3 separate regions of the Mus musculus genome follow, and regions 2 and 3 are each linked to region 1. The links are chromatin loops, found by intact Hi-C in ENCODE. Cell type or tissue: heart. All regions are shown on one strand.

Evidence for each region. Hi-C counts contacts between places; a loop is a spot of excess contacts. Peaks named below come from ENCODE experiments on the same cell type or tissue, not always from the same donor. Only the 100,000 strongest peaks of a DNase experiment are listed, where the experiment ranks them.
Region 2: it touches region 1 in a loop (2.2-fold over the local background); 4 of 42 quality-filtered maps call a loop at or near these places.
Region 3: a loop joins it to region 1, with 2.8 times the contacts of the local background. A loop is called at or near these places in 8 of 42 quality-filtered maps.

What each region holds. Positions count from the first base shown.
Region 1 is chr12:31,122,693-31,130,692 of GRCm38, reverse strand. It overlaps the pseudogene Gm9356. Among named protein-coding and RNA genes, the nearest start is that of Gm40361, 4.6 kb to the right of the region's middle. In heart, a CTCF peak has its summit at 4,456 (motif pointing left); no DNase peak of the experiment used is centred here.
Region 2 is chr12:31,295,194-31,303,193 of GRCm38, reverse strand. It overlaps Lamb1 (laminin B1), which reads right to left. Exons shown (of 33, transcript NM_008482.3): 13 at 5,433-5,568; 14 at 4,223-4,381; 15 at 3,143-3,270; 16 at 2,864-2,987; 17 at 1,984-2,188; 18 at 489-632; 19 at 59-290. Among named protein-coding and RNA genes, the nearest start is that of Lamb1, 34 kb to the right of the region's middle. In heart, a CTCF peak has its summit at 3,102; DNase peaks (open chromatin) are centred at 133, 713, 3,313 and 7,513; H3K27ac peaks cover 3,097 bases.
Region 3 is chr12:31,271,095-31,279,094 of GRCm38, reverse strand. It overlaps Lamb1 (laminin B1), which reads right to left. Exons shown (of 33, transcript NM_008482.3): 4 at 6,592-6,665; 5 at 445-633; 6 at 296-359. Among named protein-coding and RNA genes, the nearest start is that of Lamb1, 9.8 kb to the right of the region's middle. In heart, no CTCF peak of the experiment used is centred here; DNase peaks (open chromatin) are centred at 3,464 and 7,494; H3K4me3 peaks cover 1,192 bases; H3K27ac peaks cover 1,575 bases.

The sequences.
Region 1 (8,000 bases):
CTGTTTTCTGAACTCTCTCATGCTACTCACTGTGGCTTAGATGGCTTAGATGTCACCATCCTAACTTCAGTTGTCAGCTGTCAGAGCAATCCTTGTAGGAGGTTTTGAAATGCCTGAAATTAGGCAAATTTCCAATTCTGAGATTTAAGCTGCGTATACAGCCTGGGTTTATTGCAGAAGACCATTGTCATAAGAGAATAACTTACTGAAAGCTAGGCCCCTGCACTCTCTCTCTCTTTCTCTCTCTCTCTCTCTGCAAATGAGTTCTATCTGCTGCAAGAAGGTTTGGGGCTAGAAGGCATTACATAAAACGTTATGAAAACCTGGTAGGTGTGCCTAACCTCCACCTGTGCCCCAGGCTATCAATGAATACCTCTCAATGAGAAACCACAAACTCACTTAAAACATTAAGTAGTTTATTGTGATGTTTTGTTTTGATAACTAGATTGTGTCACTCATTCTTACCGGTGTTGTAGATGACAACTTCGGGCCACACCACCAAAAAAGGTTAGGCATGGCTAGTAGAGAATCCAGAGGGGGAGTTTTCAGAAAGCTAAGCCTGAACACATTTTCTGGATGGTTCTTTTATGCTGCCTTTTTCTTTGGGCCCAATCATGTAGATGCCAGTCAGTTGTTCAGCTATACATTGGGCAGTGTGAAAACCCCAACACTATTCTGGACCCCAGACTCCTACCCGTGTGCTTTATTCTGTTCCAAATGTAGAAAGTTTGGCATACTGATTTCTTTTCAATAAAATGGCCAAAGCAGCACAATTTGAAACCCTCATTCTAGCCATAGCCTGAGTTCTGTGAGGTTGTGATGTGTGCTTGGTTTGTGATCTGGGTTTGAAATGACATCAGGTCTGCATTGCAGAGAACAGTCAAATGTCACACGGGATAAAGTCATGGCCTTCTGCTCTCTCTTCCATGAGGAATCCATTCACAGGGCAAAATCCAGACTGAAAGCTTCTTGCCAAATACAGGTCAAACTGTCCTGACTGGAACGAAGGCAGAATGCAAAGTTTCAAGGAGTCAGCAAGGGAAGTGGGGCGGCAATGGAGGTGTATTGCCAGAATGAAAGAATACACTGTCAGGGACCTTCTGTGGGGAAGCTCTGGGGAGGAAGGCCACTTCGCCATTGCCATCGGTCACATTTCTGCCATGAAAGTGAGCTTCAGAGACTTTTCTTACTCTGGGGATCAATACCTCTGAACTATTACAGAGATACCAACAAATGAACTTCCGGGCACTAAAGTTTTACAACATGAACAGCCTATCCCAAAGAAAGGTGGGTGCAGTCAGAGAGCCACCCCAAACTGCACTGGGGTGAACTGCATTCCTGTGCAGAGCACTCTGCAGGCTCCTCAGGTGACAAATAGGACAGAAGCACTCAGCTCATGAGCTATTCCTTTGCCTGCTGAGCACTCATGTTAGACCTGTTTGAGATGTCCCTTCCCATCACTTGAGAAATATTTTCATAAATTGCTGTAAAAAATACATATAAAATGCTCCATCTTAGCCATTTTTAAGTGTTGGGTTCAGGTTGTGTAGTCAGCCTCCAGAACAGTCTTCAACTTGTGAAACTGAAACTGTCCACTGAGCAAGTCCTCATCTTACCCTAGCAACTGCTACTGAGCCTCCTGGATACAGCTGTGACTAAGCATCTTAGGTAAGTGTGTCATGTACGGTCTGCCCTCCTGTGACTGGCGTATTGCACTTAACTGGATGTCCCCAAGGATCAGCTATGTTACAAAATGTGTTAGCGTTTCCTTTCAAAAGTACGTCTTCAGGGAGAGTTTTAAGTCACCAAAGATGTCATTGTTTTTAACAGCTGAGTAATACTCCATTGTATAAATGAGGAACACCTAGGTTGTTTCCAGTTTCTGGCTATTGTGAATAAAGCTGCTATGAACATGGTCGCATACCTTGTGGTATGGTGGAACATCTTTTGGGTATATGCCCAGGAGGGGTAGAGAGGGTCTTGAATTAGATTTATTCCCATGTTTCTGAGAGAGCGCTAAATTGATTTCCAGAGTGATTATACAAGTTTACACTTCCATCAGCAGTAGAAGAGTGTCTCCCTTGCTCCACTTCCTTGCCAGCACAACCTGTTGCTTGGGTTTTTTGATCTTGGCCATCTGACAGGTGTTAAGATGGAATTTCAGCTTTGTTTTGATTTACGTTTCCCTGATGACTAAGGAGATTGAACATTTCTTTAAGTGTTTCTCGGCCATTAGATTCCTATGTCAAGAATTCTCTGCACCCCATTTTTAATTGGGTTTATTTGGTTTGTTGATGTCTAATTTCTTGAGTTCTTTATATATTTTGGATATCAGTCCTCTATTGGATGTAGAGCTGATGAAGATCTTTTCCTATTCTGTAGGCTGACATTTTGTCCTACTGACAGTGTCCTTTGCCTTAGAGAAGCTTTTCAGTTCCATGAGGTCCCATTTATTAATCATTGATCTTAGTTCCTGAGCTGTTGGTGTTCTGTTCAGGAAGTTGCCTCCTGTGCCAGTGCATTCAAGGCTATTTCCTATTTTCTTTTCTGTCATATTTAGGGTATCTTGTTTTATGTTAAGGTCTTTGACATGGACTTGAGTTTTGTGCAGGGTGATAGATATGGATATATTTGCATTCTTTGACATACAAACATCCAGTTAGAATAGCACCATTTATTGAAGATGCTTTTTTCCCATTGTTTAGTTTTGGCTTCTTTGTCATCAATAAGAAGGTCTGCAGCTGTTGTAGCACTAAGGAAACTAAGCGATTGGGTCTGGGGGAATAGAGAGAGACGAGGTCTGCCGGCAGCCTACCTGTCTTTCTGGCTGGCTTGGCCTGTGCTTGAGCACATGGTGCCTGCTGGAGTTGGAGGCTGGGGCATAGCTATGAGTGTGAGGAGGGGATGGTCTGTGGGACCCACAGGAGATGTGGGAAGGGGTGGGAGCAGAGATGCAGCTGCTGATCTGTTGCAGGGCTGGAGATGAGACTGAGTGATGGCTGTGTTTTAAATTGATACCACTATTCATGTTGAGTCTTCCCCACAAGTGAGGTTTATCTGTTTACTCTTGACATCAGAAAGCGCACTTCTGGGAGGATGCAGGGTATCTTTGGCATTACACACAAATATGCTTGTGGGAAGCACTTGCTGAACTACCCAATTCAGTGATTTAGAAAACAAAATTCCCACAATATGGTAGCTAGTAGGATGCCGAAGGCTAATATTTAGTTTCTTATAGAGACTTTATTAGAGGATCTGAGGAAATTTTCAGTTTGTCCAAATGATGGGTTTGCATTTATTTGATTAGTCCTTGTCGAGTGCCAAATATTTGCATAGCTTTTAAGTTTATCTGAAACATTTGAATTTCATAAAAAGCATTTGTTCAGGGATCTCAGTTGGTAAAGTTCTCTTTGTAAGTACTGGGAACTGAGTTTGATTCTCAAATCTCCATAAAATTCCAAGTGTGATGTATGTGTTGTAATCCCTGCATGGTAAGGCAGAGATAGGCACATTTCTAGAGTTATCTGGCTAGATAGTCTAGCCTAATTGGTGAGGTCCAAGCTAGCAAGAAACCTTGTCTCAAAGGAGGTGGTAGGAGCTCTTGAAGATGAGTCAGACAGACAGACAGGCACACACGCACACACAGTATACACATTCCTGAACACACATGTGTAATTGCACACAGAAGCCACACATACACAGATGTATACATGATATATTAAATACATTTTATTTTTTCAAGTATGTGATTCTCCTAATGAGCTTCTTTCACTGATCTTTTTTTATCCTATCTTGACATGTATAGCCTGGAGCTTTATAATGAAATCTGAAGCATTAAATGTTTGAATTTCAAAAATTGGCTTCAAATAAATCATTATAATTCATCATGACCCCCCCCCCCTTTCCTTTAAATCTTCACTTAGTCTCAGGGTATCTGTCTCCATGGAAGGACCTAACTCAGTGGTTCCCAACCTGTGGGTCATGACCCTTTTGTGCAGTCAAGTGACCTTTCTTTAGTAGTCACTTAAGACCAGAGGGAAAAATGTATATTTCCATTGCTTTTAGAAACTGAGACATCACTACTCTATCTCTAGGTGGGTCTGCCCACATGAAGATACACCCACTTACAATTACCTGGCGTGATGGCATCATTGCACCAAACCAATCACATACACACAGAACAAATACAGGTGTGACAGGGTTGGCACCATAATGTACTTATGTAGACCAGTCACACAGTAGAGAGCAGCTATGTTGTTGAAAGCAGCAATATTGGAGGTAAAAAGACACTGCATGAATAATACTACTGAGTAAATGTAAAATCATGTACTGTGATATTATCGACCACTGCAAAAAAAAAAAAAAAAAAAAATCTGTACCATGGAAACTTAATCTGGCTGCTGTCTTTTTTGTGGTTAATGTGAATACTGCCACCTTGTGGTAGTAACAGGTATGTACAAACAACAACAACAACACAAACAAACAAACAACCAGCACAGAGAATGGTAAGTCATAGGACACTTCAATGAACTGTATGGACCAGACTCCACTTGGTATTATCTTTAGTATTATTAAACCTATTGTCATACATTGTTTTCATTAGAAACCCATCCCATGACCATCGATTGCATAGAGAAGAACATTAAGAAACTGTAGGGAGGAGTTTTTACAGTATGGTGTGACCGCAATAATTTCAGCAGCAACTGAGAAACTGCCACATATTATTTGCCATGGAGTCCTATCAGTCAAGTCTATGAAGCTGCACAAACTAAAATGCTATTATTGCAAATGTCCAAGCTTTGCCGGCAAGGATACCAGCTAGTTATAAGCAATGGCAGTGGACTCCGGACAGTCGAATGACACCGGCAGCAGGTACCCCAAACAAAACATAGCAGCCACTGAAGCTTCATATTTGGTGAACACAGCTGCTGCGGTGAGATGGCTGGGGAGATGAAAAATTTTAAAACGTGTTTTGAGCTTCGTGACAAACTCAAAATGCTTTTTAATCAGAAATCAAGACCACAGCTCAAAGCACCTTTTCAGGGATAAAAGTGAAATGCAGAAAAAAAAAAAAGCTTGAGACCTTAGCTATCTTGAGTTAGTTAAGTTTATCATTACAAGGACCAAATGCAACACACCCCAATTTCTCTGAAAAGATCCAATAACTCCAAACGGAACTTCAGCTTTGGGGGGAAAAGGTAGGTGAAAAAAAAGTTGGTAGGCAACATCTTTTTTTCTTTCTTTTGAGGGACATGACATTGAGCCAGGCAGAGGATTGCGATGATAATTTCTGTGAAAAAAAAACGTTTGCACATGCTTGTAGACAGAATTTCATTGTATTTTCAGAATCTACCTGATTTCTCTCCAATGTCAGTCACATAATCTGGATCAAGTGTTTGCAGTTATACCCTGTTCTGTCTGAGGCTGCTCTTTTTTTCTTCCATTTCCAACAGCATATCCTTGTGAAACAGGGTTTTCCAGCTTGTTGGGTATCAAGTCTAAATATGAAAGTAGATATATTTGGAAGTAGATATCATGGAAAATGATCTTTATTGTGCTTTTGCAAAGACTGCTGGGAGAATTTCTGATCTGGTGAGAAAGAAGCAATCCCAACCTTCCCTGCTGACTTTGGCTTTCTAGGCATACTGCTGCAAAATGCAGCGATGTAGTTTACTGTTATATTAAGTCTGTTACCCATGCTACATCGTGCTTCAAGACCAAATTTCATTTACTTGTAATTAGAAGTAAATATTTCCCAATAAATACATTTTGTTATTTGTGATTATTCAAGAGGCTTTACTTACATTCAATTTGTAACAATGAAAACACATCCTGCATATCTAATATTTAAATTAAGATTCATGGTAGTAGTAAAATGACAGTTATGAAGTAGAAATTTGCTCAGACTCAGAGTCATTTCATGGGCTCTACAGAGACTTCTTTGGGCATGAGGAGGCTTACAAATCCTGACAGGTTGTGTGGAAGATTGCTTAGCTTGGAAGACAAGCTAGGCAGGCTTTTACAGGATTTGCTGAACCTGAATGAAGCTAAGGTCTCATGCCCAATAGAGCTTACTCAGGCTGCCAAAGCCCTGGATGGACCAATGAGTGGAGCCTGCCTGCATAGACCCCTCCCACAGTGAGAATGTGGAAGACTATCTCGGACAGCACCAATGACAACTGGGGAGAACCAGAAAGGATTTACTGTTGGGTTTCTCTAGAGACTGAGATCTGAAGTTCCTGTCAATGAGCATCCTCCCCAAGCAGAGGTGGTGAGACATGGCATCCACCTTCCCATGTGTCCTTCTACTGAGACAGAAATGCAGACACACTCCTGACAACCTCTATAACAAGGGCTTTATTAAACAACTGGCAACTCAGGGGAAGGGTGTAGAGAGAATATCTTATGTCTGTGTGGATATGGCACCTGTCAACAATAAATCTGATGGCCCAGGGCTTAGGAAGGACATAGAAGATGGGACATCTGGAAGGCAGAAAGAATTCCAGGGTAGAGCCAGGCACAGAAAGATCTGCTGGGGGAGATGTGAAGAGATGGATGCATGGTACCTGAACACAGGTAACTGGCCATGTGGCCAGAGTCTGAGACTTTATATCTGAGAGCATCAGGCTGGGAGGCAGAACCAGGTCTAATGTCTACAGGAGGGCAAGGAAACTTTGGATCTGCTTCTGTAACATCTAGCCTCATGATCATGAGAACTGTAAGGATTGTGAAAATGCATGTTGTTTGCTACACACAGTAATCTCAAGAGAGATGAGAGGCTCTGCTCTCACATAATCCTCCATCTTGGCAGTTTGCTCCAGAACAGGACTCCTCTAAATCCACTTATGCAGACACGGTCCGGCTTCAGAAAGACTCCAAAGGAGCCCTGTCACAGAGCCATAGCTGACAAGCCCCTTCTGTATTAGGGTCACATCTCATAGTCTGGATGCGAAGAATGGATTGGGAGTGACTCTGTGGCAAGGATCTTGGGGACTGATTTGGGAGTTGACTTGAGAACACAAATGTAACAACTGCACGAACTGGATGAGCAGAAATAAATTAATACTTCATTTCTAAGATAGGCGAGTAGATCTTGGATTTGATCCATATTTGGGTCCTCAAATTCCATCTCATTTGGGTCTTCGAGGCCACCCAACCAGAAAAGTCTGGGTATGTTCTGTAACCCTGGTCTGACCTACAACAGCACACATGACTGAGCAGGTGGAGGTGCAGGCCACCAGAGACTTCTCAAATGGCAGGCTTGATCCCTCACATGAAGGTGAGGCAGAACCAGGAGTCCCCTCCCACTCTGCCCCATCTTGGGATAAACAGACCAAAGAATGAAAGAGAGCCCGGAAGGGGAGGAGTCACTTGTATGTAGGCATCATGTTGTTGTGCCTTGTGTAAAGCTTATCCTCGTATTATTCAAATTCTGACGACTGTGTCCCCTCACCCTCATATCTGATTGCAATCCTTATTCTGCAACTCTCCTGTCTCAATGTTGTGTAAACACTGCTCCCCAGTTATTTCCTGACTGGTCAATAAAGAGCTGATCAGTCAATGGCTGAGCAGGGCAGAGAATAGGGCTGGACTTCCTCCTAGTCAGGGGAGAGGGAGGGAGAGGGGAGGTGGGAATTCAACCCTGCAGAGAGGGTCAAGGGCACATCTTAAGAGAGCAGGTGGAGCAGAGAAAACCATAAACTGCAAGGGTCTCTCGGAGACTGTGGCTGTTCCTTAAAGCTGTTAAGTAAATGAAACAGTCCTGTCTCAATTGTTTGGGAGCTAGCCAGGCTAAGAGAAAACTGAAACATTTATAAAATAGACACTAATACTTGTGTCCAGGTTTTTTCTTTCAAAATCAGCTTTATTAAGATACAAAATATATAACAAAGAACATTTACTTTAAGCATATCTTTTTTTTCCAGATGAACAAATACCCCTATAACTCTCTTCACGATCAAAATGTGGACTTCTTCCATCATCTCTGTAAGTTCTCTCTT
Region 2 (8,000 bases), 170 kb before region 1:
CCACGAGTCAACATGCCTACTCTATTATCTTGACTTTCCCGAGGTGGTGCCCACATACCTTTCGCAGTTGTGGCCCGTGGTGTAGTCCTGACAGCTCAGACACTCCCCTGTCACTGTGTCACAGTCTAGAGCATGACCATTACACTGGCAGGGCTGGCAGCTGGGAAAGCCCCAATACCCAGGGAGACATCGGTCACACTGCCGAGCATAGATGCCCTGGAAACAGTGGCACTGGCCAGTGATCGCATCGCAGAAGGCACTGGCAGACCCTTGCAGATGGCAGTCACAAGCTGCAGACAAAGCAAACAAAAACTCATTAGCTAGACAGACGTGCCGTCACCTGTGCCCAGCCACATTCACTGTGCCTCAGGGCTCATGCCATCCGGTTCGGAGCAGAATTCTGCTTTTGAAAGCCAGGGAATCCCCCCCCCCCCCCCCCCCCGGGGACCATCACAGGAATTCATTACAAAGTCTCCGATAACACCTACGTTTGCATCCGTTGGGGCCAAAGCCAAAGGTGCCCGGGGCACACCTGTTGCAGGTTCTTCCAACCACATTAGGACGGCACTGGCACTGGCCACCATTGGGGTCACACACAGAACTCAGAGATCCCTGGGGGTCACATTCACAAGCTGCAGGGAAGAGAGCAGTTAGGCTGACTGCAGGAGCAGAACATCGCACCTCCTTGCAACTGGCCCTGTCTCTCCCTCAACACGCCCTGACCCTTTCCCTACTCTGGCTCAGAAAAGTTCGGTTTAAACACATCACCCCTGTGCTGACTGGGAGAGAACCAACCAGCTGCCCTGGCAGATCAAAGCGCTTTTCTAGGCAGGAAGTCATTACAGTTTTCTCCCCTTAGCTCCAGAACTCAACTCTCTGATGACATTAAACTCCTGTGACCTTTGAAGCTGGTCTGATCTTTCCTAGAGAAAACTTTCCATTAGCTGATGCTTCCCGGACTCTCAGTCCTCAATGTTCACAGCCTACAGACAGGCTACATCCTCATACAGTGTGTCTAGTTACCTCTTGTTGGCATTTAGTCTAGGCTTCGCCCCACAGTTACCTGGCAACAGCAAGGTGTGCCTGATTCACTGTAAAAGAGGCTGCTCGCCCCCTCCTCTCTCTCTCTTGCTCTCTCGCTCTGACCTCTTGCTCCAGCTCCCCTTCTCTCTCCATTCCCTTCCCCCCTTCCCCACGCACTCATGGCCAGCCTCTACTCCTCTACTCTCTCTGCCTTTCTCTGTCTCTACCACCTCAACTCCCCTTTCCCATTCCCTGAATAAACTCTATTCTATTCTATGCCATCCCGTGGCTGATCCCTCAGGGGGAAGGGATGCCTTCGCACGGACCGCAGAGGCACCCTCTTCCCCAACACCTTACAGTACCTACACTAAACATATTCCTTCCCTCCTATCTTTCTATAAAACCCAACACCTCTCACGTGTACACTTAAGATTTATTATTTTTAATTATGTGTATGTTGGTATGGCTAAGAACACCATGAGTTTAGGGCCCATGGAGGCAGGGCTGCTGGATGCCTGGGAAATGGAGTTACAGGCGACTGTGAGCGACCCGGTGTGGGTGCTGGGAACGGAACTTGGGACCTCTACAAGAACAGCGTGTATGCTAAACCACATCACGGTCCCCTCTTTGTGAATTTCTTTAATGAGGATTCCATGTTGTTTTATTTTTCACAACAAAGTTCTATCTACTATAAAGTCCTGGATGGAACTTGTTATGCAGACCCAGGCTGGTTTCAAACTCACAGATATCTGCCTGCCTCTGTCTTGGGTACTGAGATTAAAAGGCCAACTAAAACATTTATAATAATAAAGGCAAACTTGGTTAAGATCTCATGTCCTCAAGCTGCCTCGCAGGAAGTACAGGTTTGTACCCCACTCACTGTACCTCCTGGTGTCAGAAACACTGGCTCTGTAACTACACTCTAACTGTAGCCTCTGCAGTGGCTCAAGCAATACCTACCAAGGCCCGTCTGGTGAATCAAGGCAGAAATGCTGAAGATAATGTTTCTGCAGACATCTGTCATGGGTGTTTTTACCACACTCCTGCTGTTCTCCAGACACCTGTAGCGCTGGAAGGTTTCCCAGGCACTATTGGTGACCTCCCCATCGCCTGAGCCGCCAACAGTGAAGATGTCCAGCGATTTACAGTAGGGCATGAGAACAAGCTACGAGTGAATGAGAATAACACAATGATCCCATGGATGTGCCCATGCCAAAACCATACAACAGCCTTCTGCGCTGGGAAGAGAAGCTAATGACACTCCTGACTTAGAGAACCCTTCCCAGTCATACATACTCTGTCCAGAAAATATTGAGACAGATTTCATACTGCTTGGGGGGATTTGAAACAACTGTTGCTGAAGAGGTTCACGGATCTGTGGGGAAGTGGTTTGAACACAACCTACCCAGAAAAGTAGAACCCTATTGTAAGTGTTCTAGCTCTGAGAGGGAAAGGCTACCCAGAGGAAGCTGTTCACAACTCTGAAGGAAAGGGAGCCAAAAGGTGGCTGCCTCTGCTATGGGGAGAAGCAGCAGGTAACGGGGTAGGAGACAGGCTTATATAGGGATTTGGGGGGAAGAGATTTCCACGGTGAGGATTGGTAGGACTTTTATGCTCAGGAATTGGTAGGTTTTCACATTCAAGGACTGGTGGGTTCTGGGCAAGGATTTTCACCAGGAAATGGGATCTGAACTTTCACCCTATTGCTATTGACAAAGAAGCTCTAGAGGCAGAGAGGGCCCATTCTGCCTCCCTGCCCAGCTCTGTCCCTCCACACAATACTGGGGTGGCAGCTCGGTACTTTCTACTAGGCTCTGACTGACAGGAGCCTGGTACTCACCGAGTCGATGAACGTGTAAGGGCTCTCCACGTCACTGCCCGATGCCGTATACTGGGGCAGCTCCAACCTCACCGTGTAGTTCATTCCCTTCTCAAAGCACACGGGGCGAGGGAGGACAACGTATCTGCCCCCAGACAAGGGAGAAACACAAGAAAAAAAAAAGCAAAGTTTAAGCTCCCAAGAATAGCAACAGGAAGAAAAAACAAGAGCTTATGGTGATCGTCCAACAGAGGGCCTTCCATAGCCAGTGACTCAGTCTCTAAGACCCCATCGACTGACCTTGAGCCCGGTGACAAGGACACCACCTGGTTGTCATCATCGGGAACGGTGTTACCACATCGGCTGCTGGCTGGAATCTTCCCCGGCCGCTGTACAGTGATGACAGCTTTCTCCCAGTGGTCCGGCAGCTAGAACAGGAAACAAAGAATCAAAAGGAGTATCTGTGCGAGCCCACTGTGGTCAGTCCAACTGGGAGGACCTCTCCACAGTGACTGAGTCATTAGAAAGCAGACAGTTTGCTTTCCATCCCTAACGCTTCCTCTGTTACTACCCAGCTGCAGACCCGACTAACACCTGCTTCCTCCCGGTAAGGCTCACGGAAGGACCACCTCCTGCTCAAGACAGCCTTTTCTGACCCTGGTCCTTTCTCCAAGAGCAGCTCTGGCCATTTCCTGTATCTGGCACTAAGAGTGATTCTCAGCAAACCCCTCTTCACATCTCCTTTCTTCCCTTTGGATCAGTTGATCAAAACTCTCCTTAGGGGCTATTGCGCTTCGTATACATCTCTAATCCCGGCACTCAAGAGAATGAGGCAGGATTTGAGTTCAAGGTTAGCCTCAGATACAAAGCAAGACCCTGTCCCTAAAGAAAAACACAAAACTAAACAAAAACCAGTTAACAAAAATTCCCACTCATCATAATAAGCCTAGATCTGGGAATTCCCACTCCTGCCCTGCATCTGGGTCTTTAGGGAATATTCTAGAAGCTCTGGCTCCGTGCCCTGTACATGACTCTCCCAGTGCCACTTTTTTCTGTTATAATGTCACTTTTGGCCTTTTACTACACTAGGGGGAACAGTCATTGGGCAGCGATGTTCAGGGGGAGGAAAGCTTTTGATACAGCATCATTACCTCCGTAACTCAGCCAGGTTAGGGGCCTAACAGGAGACTGCTGAATAAGAAGCTGGATTCAAAAAGTTGCATGGAGGAGGTTAGAGAAAACAGTGGCTGTTATCTATTTCAATGCAAACTTGTCTTCACAGAATGTTCTAGAAGCTATTGGGAGTAGTGTTTTTCTAGTTACAATCCCTTGAACCCCCCCCCCCCTTCCACCATGATGCATATTGATGGCTTTCTTCACCTGTGGCTCATAGCGAATCAGGATTTCATACTCCATGGAATACGGTATGTTGTCAATGAAAAACTCCAAATAAGCCCCTTCAGGCACCCGGACGAACCCAGGTCCTGTCCAGGAAGGAATGCGGTCCTGAATGTACTGCCTTTCCACCACAATGACTCCCTGGGGGGACAAGAGGACACTAGTTATTCTTTGTACGAAATGGAATTCACCTACACCTCACAGCCAAAGTCCAAAGATTCAAAACCATTTCTGTCTCCTAGCTGCAAACTCCCTGAAGATAGTAAGTCTTTAGGTTTGTTACTCTTTCCTCTCGAAAACACAAGTAATTGGTTTGCTTTTACATTTGTTGTTGGAGTCATCTCGGAACATTGGAGATGGAAGCCGAAAGTCTGGGATGTACCTTCCATGACATACCAGTGGCTAAACAAAGGGGAAAAAAACCGCATTGGCTTCTGAGCATGTCTGGAAGTGGTAAGATACTCCAGCATCTAGTGCAGTGTCCTGGGCAGTCCCTTCTTTCTCCTCCTCCCTCTTGCCAAGTACACAAAAGCAGTGTGATATGCTGGTGAGTCCTCCCTAATTAATGATAAGTCCACTCTGGTAGAATATTCACAGTTATTGGCCACCACCAAGTCCTCACCAAGAGGCACTCTCTGTGAACATGCCCAGGAACTGGTGACTACAGAGTATCAGGGGATGGCAGCCTAGGACTTTAAGAGTTCTGGCAGTTTCTTTCTTCCTTATTGCAAGTCAGAAGTTATGCTGTGAGGATGATCAGGTCAACATGTCACGTGGGAAAAAGTCTCCACGGCAGCTGTGCTTCGGTTAAGCTTCAGTTAAGCGTAAGGACCAGGCATACATTAACATCAGTAAAGTTTGGGGTGGTAAGCAAAGTATATCTGGGTCTAAAGGATGTCAGATCTACAATTACTCTGGAGCACAAATACAGAGAAGAATAGAAAATTCTTATTCTTATAGACACACCAACCAAAAGCCTTATTAGAGAACTCTCCAAAGTCTCCCTGTGTATTCCAGATCAACTCACATTTAAATACCACAGCATGTCTTCACCCTTATTTCCGTGCTGACAAGATCTAAAAGAATACTTAAGTGACATCTTTATGAAGCACTTGTATCCCCTGACAGCCTGCCCTCCCCCCCTACCCCCAAAGTGCTGCTCCACCAAGCTGTCGGAAGCTCCCCTACTTACAGGCCCCAGATTGGCTTCCTCGGCTTCGTAGATGTAGTGGTCCAGGGTGGTGAAGTAGTAACCGGACTCCACCTCGTTACACTGCCGCCCAATCATGTGGGGCAGGCAGGAGCACTGGCCGGAGTCCTCGGAGCAGCTGAGGAGGAGGCAAGCGCTCATTAGGGCTTACGGTAGGCACAGACGAACCCACTACAAGTCCTTCTGAGTTTACTATTGGGCTTGTCATGGGCCAATATTTTCATATTTCATTCAAACAATAAAGTATGCAGGGGAAAATAATATCTGTAAACAAATCCCAAATTTGACTAACACATCATCCTGAGTGTTGTGTGGCCTGGACTTTCACTCTCCTCTCTTCCCTTAGGCTCCAGCTACACCACATCAACACTTTCTGCAGACACTGCAAAACTGTTTGCTTTGGAATCTTAAACGCTGTTTTGCTTTGTTGTTGCTGTTGTTCCTTTATCTTATGCATATATATGGCTGTTCTGCCTGCATGTATGTTCGTACCACATGCATCCCTGGTCCTGGAGAAGGCCAGCAGAGAGCATTGGATTCCCTGAGACTGCAGTTTAGACAGCTGTGAGCTGCCATGTGGGAATTGAACCCAGCTCCTCTAGAAGAGCCGGTGCTATTAACCACCCAGACATCTTCCTAGGCCACTTCTGCTTTTAATTACAATTCCTTTTGTATCTGAATACCCAACTCCCTGATGGGCATCTTTGACTCAGCAGTCCTCAAAACAATGGATCCAAAGAGGTCTCCCTCCCTCCTGTGTTCTCCACTGGGCTGAGGACATCCCACCCCACACTGAGTCACCAAGAACCAACTTCTGCGTTCCTCCCCTCCACTGGACATGCTATGTTCTCTCGGTCAGCAAAGGCCAGTTTTCTAATTGGTATTCTTGTCAAATACCGAACCTCAATACAACACCTTCACATGTCTACCCCTCACTGCCCTTCTAGGAAGCACTAAGGATGTTATTTCCTGACACAATGCACAGGTGGGCTATACCTTCAAATCTCACCCTTGTCAACCCAGACCTCACCAACCAAGCTGCAGGGCTTGCAACTTTCAATGCACTAGTGACTGTGACTCCTCCCTTGGCTCGGACTGTCCCTTTAGCCTGGATGACCTCTCTATCCTAGCAGAGTGTCTACAGATTCAACTTTCCTGCTGTGGTATTTATTTCCTGACCAACAGTGTCCAGTCCACAATTCAAGCTTTCTGTGTGTGCCACTGACTTCTGTAGGCTTACTATTTACAACGAAGCCTGCCACTTCCCTAAAGTGAAGGCACTGAGCCTTCTGGTCCTACTCGGAGCCTAGACCAACTTCTAGAAGGCTTAGTTTCCTCCTACCACTCGTTCTGAGAATGTGATTCTTCCTTACTTGCATATAAAACCCAGTTGCTTTTTTTCTCCCTTATCTTAATCATTAGCAGATCTCTAACCAGCAGCTGGACTGGAAACCTCAGGGCTGGGGCTGGGCTTTCACGCCTAACTGCCCACATCCACCCAAGCCTAGTGCTCTATGCAGGGAGTATGCCCAGTGGGTGGACAAATGAATGAAGGAAAGTTAGAAAAAAATAGAGATTAAGGTAGATAAATTCTTACAATATATTATTATTTTAGATAATAAATTTATCTGTATAAACTGATATATTTATGTTTTCCTTTGCTATATTTCTTTTTTTGTTTTGTTGTTGCTTTTGTTTTTTGTTTCTATATTTCTTTGATTCTTCCCATGCTAGTATTTTATAAGTCAGATGAAACCCAAAGATGGGCATCCTCTTGTTGGTTTTATTTTCCTTAAGATGGGAGTCTCAGAAAATGGCTCATGCTGGTCTGGAAGTCACCATCATCTTCCTACCTCAGCCTGCCTGTTGGGATTTCAGACCGAATCCCACACCTGGCTTCAGGCATCCATTTCCACTGCAGTAAAAGTCAAAATGTGATTTATAGCCTTACTTAAGCCCACTCCCAAAGTTTAGGGGACCTCAAGCCTCAGGCAAGCTGCAGCTCCAGCATAGAACAGGCCCCAGCTTGCTTGAAACATCTCACCCAGCTGTCACCGGCCAGTGGACACCCTCCCTTGCACCACAAGTCATTACCCCGCAGGACTAGGAGTTCTTAAAGCCACAGAACCAGTTCCCAGGAAAGGAAAGCCTGTTCTAATTAGGATCCAGCACTTCTGGCCACCAACAACTCTTCAGAAATCCAGTCACCAGACACTGCAGCATACATATTGACCCTCTTCCTCTACTGCAGATGTGTCCCGAGGAACGACATGAACCACCAAAGGCCACTAGCTCCCACTCTCATTAGAAAAAAAAAAAAAAAATCGATGAGAACAGACGAGACTGTTTCTGGGCTGCACAATTCTAAATGAACAACGATCCCAGGAAGACACGATCGCAAGGAAAGATCTAGAAAGACCTTGCTTCTCGCAGCTCTGTGGCTGATCACAAAGACTCGTGACAGAGTGGAATCACCGCTACTGACAAGCAGAGCTTCAATTCCACACTCCTGTCTCCGGAGCCTCCCCGGGCTGTCTCCGTCTCCGCACA
Region 3 (8,000 bases), 150 kb before region 1:
CAGCAGTTTAATCTGTACTCTAATTTATATACTGAGCATCAAAAACAGAAGGTGGCATGGTCAGTCTGATTTTTGGAGTTCTGCTGACATAGTCAAAATGTGTTTCTTATCAGTGAAGCCTGATTACTGGTAATTTGAAGTGGGTTTTTTTTTTTGGAAGACCACAAAGAAAGGAAGAAGATCTAGGTGTATGTAGGACTGAGTATCAAGATATCGGGCCACACAGCACTGGGTAGGATGAGACCCTCCGTAAGTACTGTTTCCCACCAAAGCATGTATTTCAAAACAAACTCACTCTGTATCCTTGGACTATAAGGGTCTTCAATTTTGAAAGCAGGATCTAAAGCACGAAATATTACCTAAAAATAGATCAGAGGGTTGGTATTTTTGCAATGATCAAAAGGCAGACTAGCAAGTAGAGAACTCAATCAGAGGCATACAAACCTCTCCTTCTGTCGAGGGCTCAATGTCAGAATATCGAGAGTCACAGATGATGTCATCCACTTTCTTCATGGGTCCAGTTGAAATGCCTGGGAACGAGCTCTCACAGTCGTAGGCGAAGTATCTGTACACGCCCCAAGCCTTCCCAAAGTCAGAAGACCGCTCGATCAGCATGGCGGCTGGGCGGAATGTCTAAAAGCAGGAGGAAAGTCTCATTCCATGGTTCTGCTTGCTACTCTGTCCTTTTGTCCCTCCTGTGTGCCTAAGCTGACTGTGTGCTTGGTATTTCTGTGGAGACTGTTCTTGAAAGGCCGCACTTGTAGCAACCACCTGGTAGACCAGTAAACTGTTCCTTCTTGAAGCTGATTATAAACAGGCCCTTGTAGCAAACACACTTGGGTATATTAACCACCATGCCCAGGAGAGAACTAATTTTGAATGCTTGCTTTCTCACTTCTTCATTTAATCATTCCATAGATGATATAGCCTGTGGCTTATATAACATCCATATGCTACACACAGTTTAATAAGGAGCACACACACATAAAAATCATAGTCATTGTACAATAATATGTCAAGCACCACAGTACCATCACAGGAAATGTGAGAAAACAAGCAGCATTACTCACACTAGCCCAAGAATGGCAACAGCCAAAGTGCCTATTAGCTGGTAAAGAACACAATGTGAGCCTAGAGTAACTGTCCTCTGGGCTCCACCCAGCAGCCAATGGAATAAGCACAGAGACCCACAGTCAAATGACGAGCTTGGGAGTCTTGTGGAAGAGTTGGGGGAAGGATTGAGGGACCTGAAGGGGACAGGGACTCTACGGGAAGACCAACAGAGTTGACAAACCTGGACCCTCTGGATCCCAGAGACTGAACCATCCACCAAAGAGCAAGCATGGGCTGGACCTAGATTTCCTGCCCCACCCCCACAGGTAACAGATGTGCAGCTTGGTCTTCATGTGGGTCCCCCAACAACTGGAATAGGGGCTCTCCCTCAAGTTGTTGCCTGCCTGTGGAACCCATTCCCCAACTGGGCTGCCTTGTCTGACCTCAGTGGGAGAGGATGCACCTAGTCCTATAGAGACTTGATGTACCAAGGGTGGGGATGGGAGAGTGATTGGGGGTGGGGGGTGGGGGTTCTGCCTTCTCAGAGAAGGTGAGGGAAGAAAGGGGGCAGGAACTGTGGTAGGGCTGGAAGGAGGGGTTGTATAATGGGATATAAAGTGAATAAGTAGATAAATTAATGAAAGAACTAAATGTGATAAATACAATAGACTAATTTAGCTGCAAAAGGAAGGGATGCCATACTCTCTGTAACATACAAGGACCTTGAAGGCACTGTGCTAAGTGAAATAAGCCATATACATTTTCAAATATTATGATTTCATGTATATGAAACACCTAGGGTTTTAGATGGGAATGGAAAGGGGTCATGGGGAAGAGGGGTGAGACAGCAGGGGTGACTATTTAGTGACTAGTTCAAGTTCCTATCTAGGGTGATGACAAAGTTCTGGAAACTGACAGCAGTGATAGTCTTGCGCTATCCTGAGTATGTCTAACATCACTGAGTGGTACACATAAGAATGGGGAATACTGATATGCATACTGTACCACAAAAGTAAGTAGTTTTAAAGGAAAAACAAAAACCAGAGACTATTTCAGAGGGATGACATCAAACTGGATCTCGGGCTGGGGATTCAGCTCTGGGTGGCCCCAGGTTCAATGCCCAGTGCAGCACAGGGGGGCATTACTGTTTGACATGCTAACAGACTTTCTTTGCCTTTTTGCCATATAAGTGAGAACACTAAAAGATTTATGGGACCTAACAAAATGAAAGCTTATACATAGAAAATAACTCTGACAGCACTGTCATTAAACATGGAAGATGACAAGAAGCAGAGGAACCAAAGAAAAGATGAAGAAGGTCTCACACTCTAAAGGTATAACATGGACAGAGAGAGATGAAGTCTACTGTCCTGTTAGTGACAGCACACTGCACTGAGTTACATACACTCGATCTATTAGATCTTAGAGGAGAAGCAGATAGGCCCCAAAGCACGGGTGGCTGGGCTGAAAATGGCACGAGCAGCGAGCCTCTCAACCTCGTTTGAGGGCAGCCATATGTGGGCATGGCATTCAGCTTTGCAGTGTGGATTTGGGAGTCACTGCGATCACTTAATACTTGAATTTCCTCCAACAAAGCCAATGGCAAGAGAAAGGCCAGCACTCTAGGAAAATGCCCAACAGGCTGGACACGGGAGAACAGGAGCCGGCAACAGTCACCACCTTTCGCTTCAGCTCCGAGTGTGTGCTCACGCATGCGTACCTTCCTCCTCCCCAGCCAGTGGCCTAAGCAGAAAAGCGAACAGGCAGAAGGTTGGGGAGGAATAGGAACAAGACAAACCCCTCAAAACACACCGAGGACTTCAGGAGGCCATGAAGGACACAGTCAAGAGTAAAACGTAAGAAAGAATGCAGATGGAAATGGGCCACGGGCAGATGCTTCCCAGCCATGAACATGCTGTGCGCACTTTAGGAAGAGGAAGCCAGATTGCCGTGGAGAAAAGTCAAAGGAAAGTTCAGCCAGCCTAGAAAACAGAGCTTAAGTAAATATGAATTCCTGAATTAAGTAAGATCATCACTTGGCAGACAGAGCTTTTACAGAGCCTGATGTTGGGAACTAGCAAAAATCTGCTAACCTACTTGCTAGCATCCTTGATAACCCTGCCTGACGGAGGCAAGGCAGAAGAAAACGATGTTTCTATCAAACTGCAGAGAACTGTAGACTAAGGATTTTAGAAGGGGAACGGAGAAGCTGCTCTGACCATCGGAACCTGGACTGGCAGGTGTGCAGGCATGGCCAATCCCATGAGGCCACGCTCCCAGTTGGGAAGGCCTAAGAGGCTTGGGCGGGGCACACCTAGTCAGATATCTCCGCATCCTTAGACAGCAGAGAAGAAACACACAGAAGCTTGCTTGTCCTGGCTGTGCTGCCTTGTCTCTCACTTTCTGGAAACTTCTAAATCCCAAGGGACCCTGCCCAGTCATCCAATTTCCTGTGGAGTTAAGAAGCTGCTGGAAACCGGAACCACACACTTCACCTAAAGGACGGAAGCCTCTCCCCACTCCCACCGCCGTACTTAGTCACCAACCTTCTCGGGCCCCTTCTAGGGCTGCACAGGGACCGCTGAACGCATAATAACCAGGAGAGACTGGAAACATCTGTCTATAACAACAACATACTGGCACATGCATATAAACAAGCTAATCCACCTCGTAAGCAGCCACCTCCACAGCCAGAGTGGTTGAGGATAAACATGAGCTCTTCATCTTTGTCCCCGCTTTCCTTTACAGTACTGCTAGGGAGACCCACATCTTCCTAAGGACTTCAACTTCCCGGCTATCCTGGACACAACCCTTTCCTTCCCCTGACCTGCCTCCGCGCCTTCTCCACTTCAAGGTCAGCCTCAGATTCTAAAGCACCCAAGCAACCATTCGCAGGAAGTAGGGGCCTCCTCTTCTCTGCAGCGGTTCTCAGAGCAGCCAGGGCAAAGCGTTGTGGGGTATAGAAGCATGTGGATACACAGTCAAGTGTTCCAAGGACCGGTGAGCTCCTGACATTTGGAAATTTAAAATGCCCTGTAATCTACAGCTCAAAAATAAAATAAAATAAAATAAAATAAAATAAAATAAACAAAAACAAAACCCGTTGTGGTTATGTATCTCAGTCTAGCCTGGAACTTGCTATATAGATCAGGCTGGTCTTGAACCCACCGAGACCCAACTTCTGAAGTTCGGGCTTGGTGCCATCATGGCGGGTTTCCTTGCAAAATTATTTTTGTGACCTCCAAGTCTGTGGCTCCCTACTGCCTATGAAGTTCCCACTCCTCAGCAAAGAGTTGAGGTCCTGCTGACTGGGACCTGCTTCTCCATACTTACTTTCTTCACCTCCCTGACCTTGAAACAAGTGGATGCAGTACTTATTGAACAAGCCTTGCCCAAAGAGCACAGCAAAGGTCACTGTTCTCAGACCAATGGCAGTTTTCCTTTATATCTTCCCTCTGAAATCTTTCTCACCCCTCCTGGCCCAGGTAAAGGGTACGATTGGTCTCCGCTCCTGAAGTTTCTTCCTTATGCCAGGCTGTTATGTAATACTTTCCTCCCAAGATTTAAACTAAAGATTCCATCCTGAAGGAAGCTCCTTGAGCAGGAAGGGAAACAACTCAAAACAGCTCCAGGAAGTCCCTGAAACTGACCAGATTCTCTAGGTCCCAAATATAAGCTGAGAGGAGCAAGCCAAGCAGCAAAGAAAACTCTCAGACAGAACCAACTATGAGACAAGCAGTAATTAGCTGAGCTGCCTGAAAGAGGTTTAGATCAACCGAGGCACACAGAAAGGACGCTCTCTAACCTGTTCAGTGGCCTGCAGGCTGTGCAGAGGGTTCCAGGTTTCCCAGCTTTTGTGAGCTGTCATCAATGCTGAAGTGGGCCTTGGAGTTGCAACTATCTGAGTCATTTCTGCTCCTGTAAGTAACCCCTCACCCACATTTCTATAAGTAACTGTTACTTTCCCATCAATTCCTGTAACTCCAATAAAACTCACTGGTTCACCAATGCGCTGGATTCTGGTAGCATCAGCACGGGTACTTTGGTCTGTCAGGGGTTTCCTATCTGGGGTATGAGTAGATGAACGTGTTTTGTTTCCCAAGGAAAAGTCTTCTCACAATACAAGCTAACAGACTAGCCGGCCCAGAGCATGGCAAACGCGGCTCTGGCGTGGGTCCTGCTGTCTCACAGAAGCTGGAACCTGGAAGGATGAACCTTGTCCTTCATGCTGAGGTCCACATCCTGTACCTACAGTCCACACCTCAGCACCTTCTCAGACTAACCTTCAGCACCTAGGTGTAGAACAGAATCTCATCTCTGGCCCACTATTCCACAGAATATGCACTCTAAGGATTTTGAGCATAAATGAACTCAGAGCCATCCATGTCTGTGTAGCAGATGCTCTCTCCAAAGTAAGATGGTGCCACGAACATCAATAAAGAGGACTGTAAATATTTTAAAGGTCACAAAACATAAAAATGACATCTTCATGTGGGACAGAGTTTAAATTTAACCACTAAGGTGTAGTGTGGCCCATGAATGGAGACCGCAGGCAGCAAGGAGTCCCTGATAAGCTAGTAATAGCCCTTATCCAACCACTGTCTGCTGCATTTGGTGTCTCCATCACCCTGCCTGCCCCATCAGTCACAGTGGACCACTGGGGGACAGCAAAGGGGTGAGGTACAGAGGCCTGGGAACCACAGAGCTTGATGCCCCTCCTAGTTGCATTCTGACTCCCACGCCTGCCCTTGCTCCTCCTCTGCTTCTCATACTTGGGTACCAGACAGAAGCGAGATTTCCATGGTTCCTTGCCAGCAAGGTAAACTGATCCTCCGCCCCTTTTCCTAATCTGAGAGGATGCCAGCAAGTCCCCAACTCCAACTGAAAACTACCCAAAGGTGATCTTCATCTGGGGAGCAATAATTAAATCATGAGTTTTGTGTGTGCCAACGTGTACTTTGAGCCATGTGAAGCCTGTCATTTTCAGGCAGCTGCTTCAGCAACAAAGGCACTTTGTATAGAGACATTCCCTAGTCCTAGAGTCATTCTACATCTTGAAAAGAAAAATGGAGAGGGGGAAAAAAAAACTGCATTCAAAAAGGCATGCATTTTTCTTTAGAAACTGTAAAACTCTTCCCCCAGTTTTGGCAAAATCTTGGAACCTAAGACTTGAAACATTACTTTGTTTTCAGTTACCAAATTCAGCCGTAGACTCTAACCATGAAGGATCGGAGATGCACTCTGCAAATGTTTTATCGTGGTTTGGAAGGGAGTCAAGTGCTGCCTTTCTCAATGGGAGAAAGAAAGGGGTCTCTAATTAAAAGTTTATAGATAAATTAGGATGAAGAATCTACTTAAGCTAGCACATGTGAAGGGCAGTTATCATGTCCCTGTTTTGAAAGGGACACAATTATCCCAACTTAGGACAACAATTAACATTTAAGTTCTCATTTAGGCCAACTCATAAGAAACATTGTCTCTGGACGTGGCAGTCGCCCAGCTCTGGAGCCTGCATCCGAGACAGCATGGATTCCTTACCTTGAAGGTCATGATGAGATGAGTGAAATGGAATTCTGCTTCCAGGTCCAGTTGGATGGTCACGTTCTCCACACCTGCATTTTTACAGCAGTAAAGGAAATGGTGAGACCAACGGGGAACACCTCTGAACAGCTTCTTAAATGGTCCTCAAACCCCTCATACAAGTTTCCCCTTGTGTCTTAAAACTGGAGTTGAAGTTATTAGTGTGAGGGTGGGGCTGGAGGGGGCATCCTTTGCACTTCTTTAGTTCTCCATAAATCACTCTGGAGTTCTGCTTACTGGATCTGTTCACTGCCGCAGACATCTGGCAGAAGGCCCCTCTCAATACTGCTTGCTCGGGAAGCCACACCCACTGCCCCCAACCCTCCAAGCCAAAGGCACCCCCTCCCCCAACACACACTTGCAGTGCACAGTAGGGGGTCAGTCTGCAAAGACACAGAAGAAATACAAATAATTACATGTCCCCCGCCCCCCAACTGACAGCAAAGAAAGCAGGTGAGCATCACACCTGGTGACGCGTGCCAAGTCAGGGAAACTCATCCTTGGTGCAAGCAAGCGACCTTCCACTATACACTTCTGCCTCTGAGGCAAAGAACCCATCAGATAACTCAGCCTGTCCCTGAACAAACACAAACTTCTCCCCTTCCAGGGGAAAAGCCTGCACAAACAAAGCTGTACGGTGCATGGTGCCCTGAGGGTCAGAGACCCACTTGAACACACTAAAAAAGCCACTGGAATTCCAGGGAGAAGAGGCTCCTCCCCTAACCCCCCAGAGACCCCGCAGAAGCCGCCCTGGCTTAAGAGGACTGATCTACAGTCCCTGTAAGGAGATGCCCCCGGGGCCCATCCTCCCAAGCAAAGAAGTCTGGAAGACAGGAATGTGTCAGAATGAATCATGCTACAGCTGGTATATTCTCAGGAAGTCAGTAGGACCTTTTGAAATAAACTTGCCTGCTGGAAAATGGCCAAGCCGACCGAGGGGGAAAAAGTGGTCACTGGAACGGATATGAGTTAGTTGGAATGCTAAAGAAAAACACGGGCAATCATAGCAATGAGCCTTATCTAACTCGCTAAAAAGAACCGTCGGACAAAACCACGCTGGGCAGTTCCTTTTGAGTGAAGTATTAGCTGAGCAACTATACGTTTTTCCTCTTCTAGGCTTTTGAAAACCTGTGATGTTTGTTCAGAACTAAGAGAGAAATAATGAAACCAGGTAAAGCACAAAGCAAGACTAGCAACATTCCTGTAACAAAGGCACTGCGACCGGTATCCCCAAAGCGCATTCCTTTCAGATTCACAGCCTGATAAAGTAGGGTGGTTTGGGGTTTTCCTCTTATTTATGGGAAGAAACAAAATCCACAGAGAAGAGACCAAGATTATTTTATGGTGTGTGACTTGTCATATCTAAG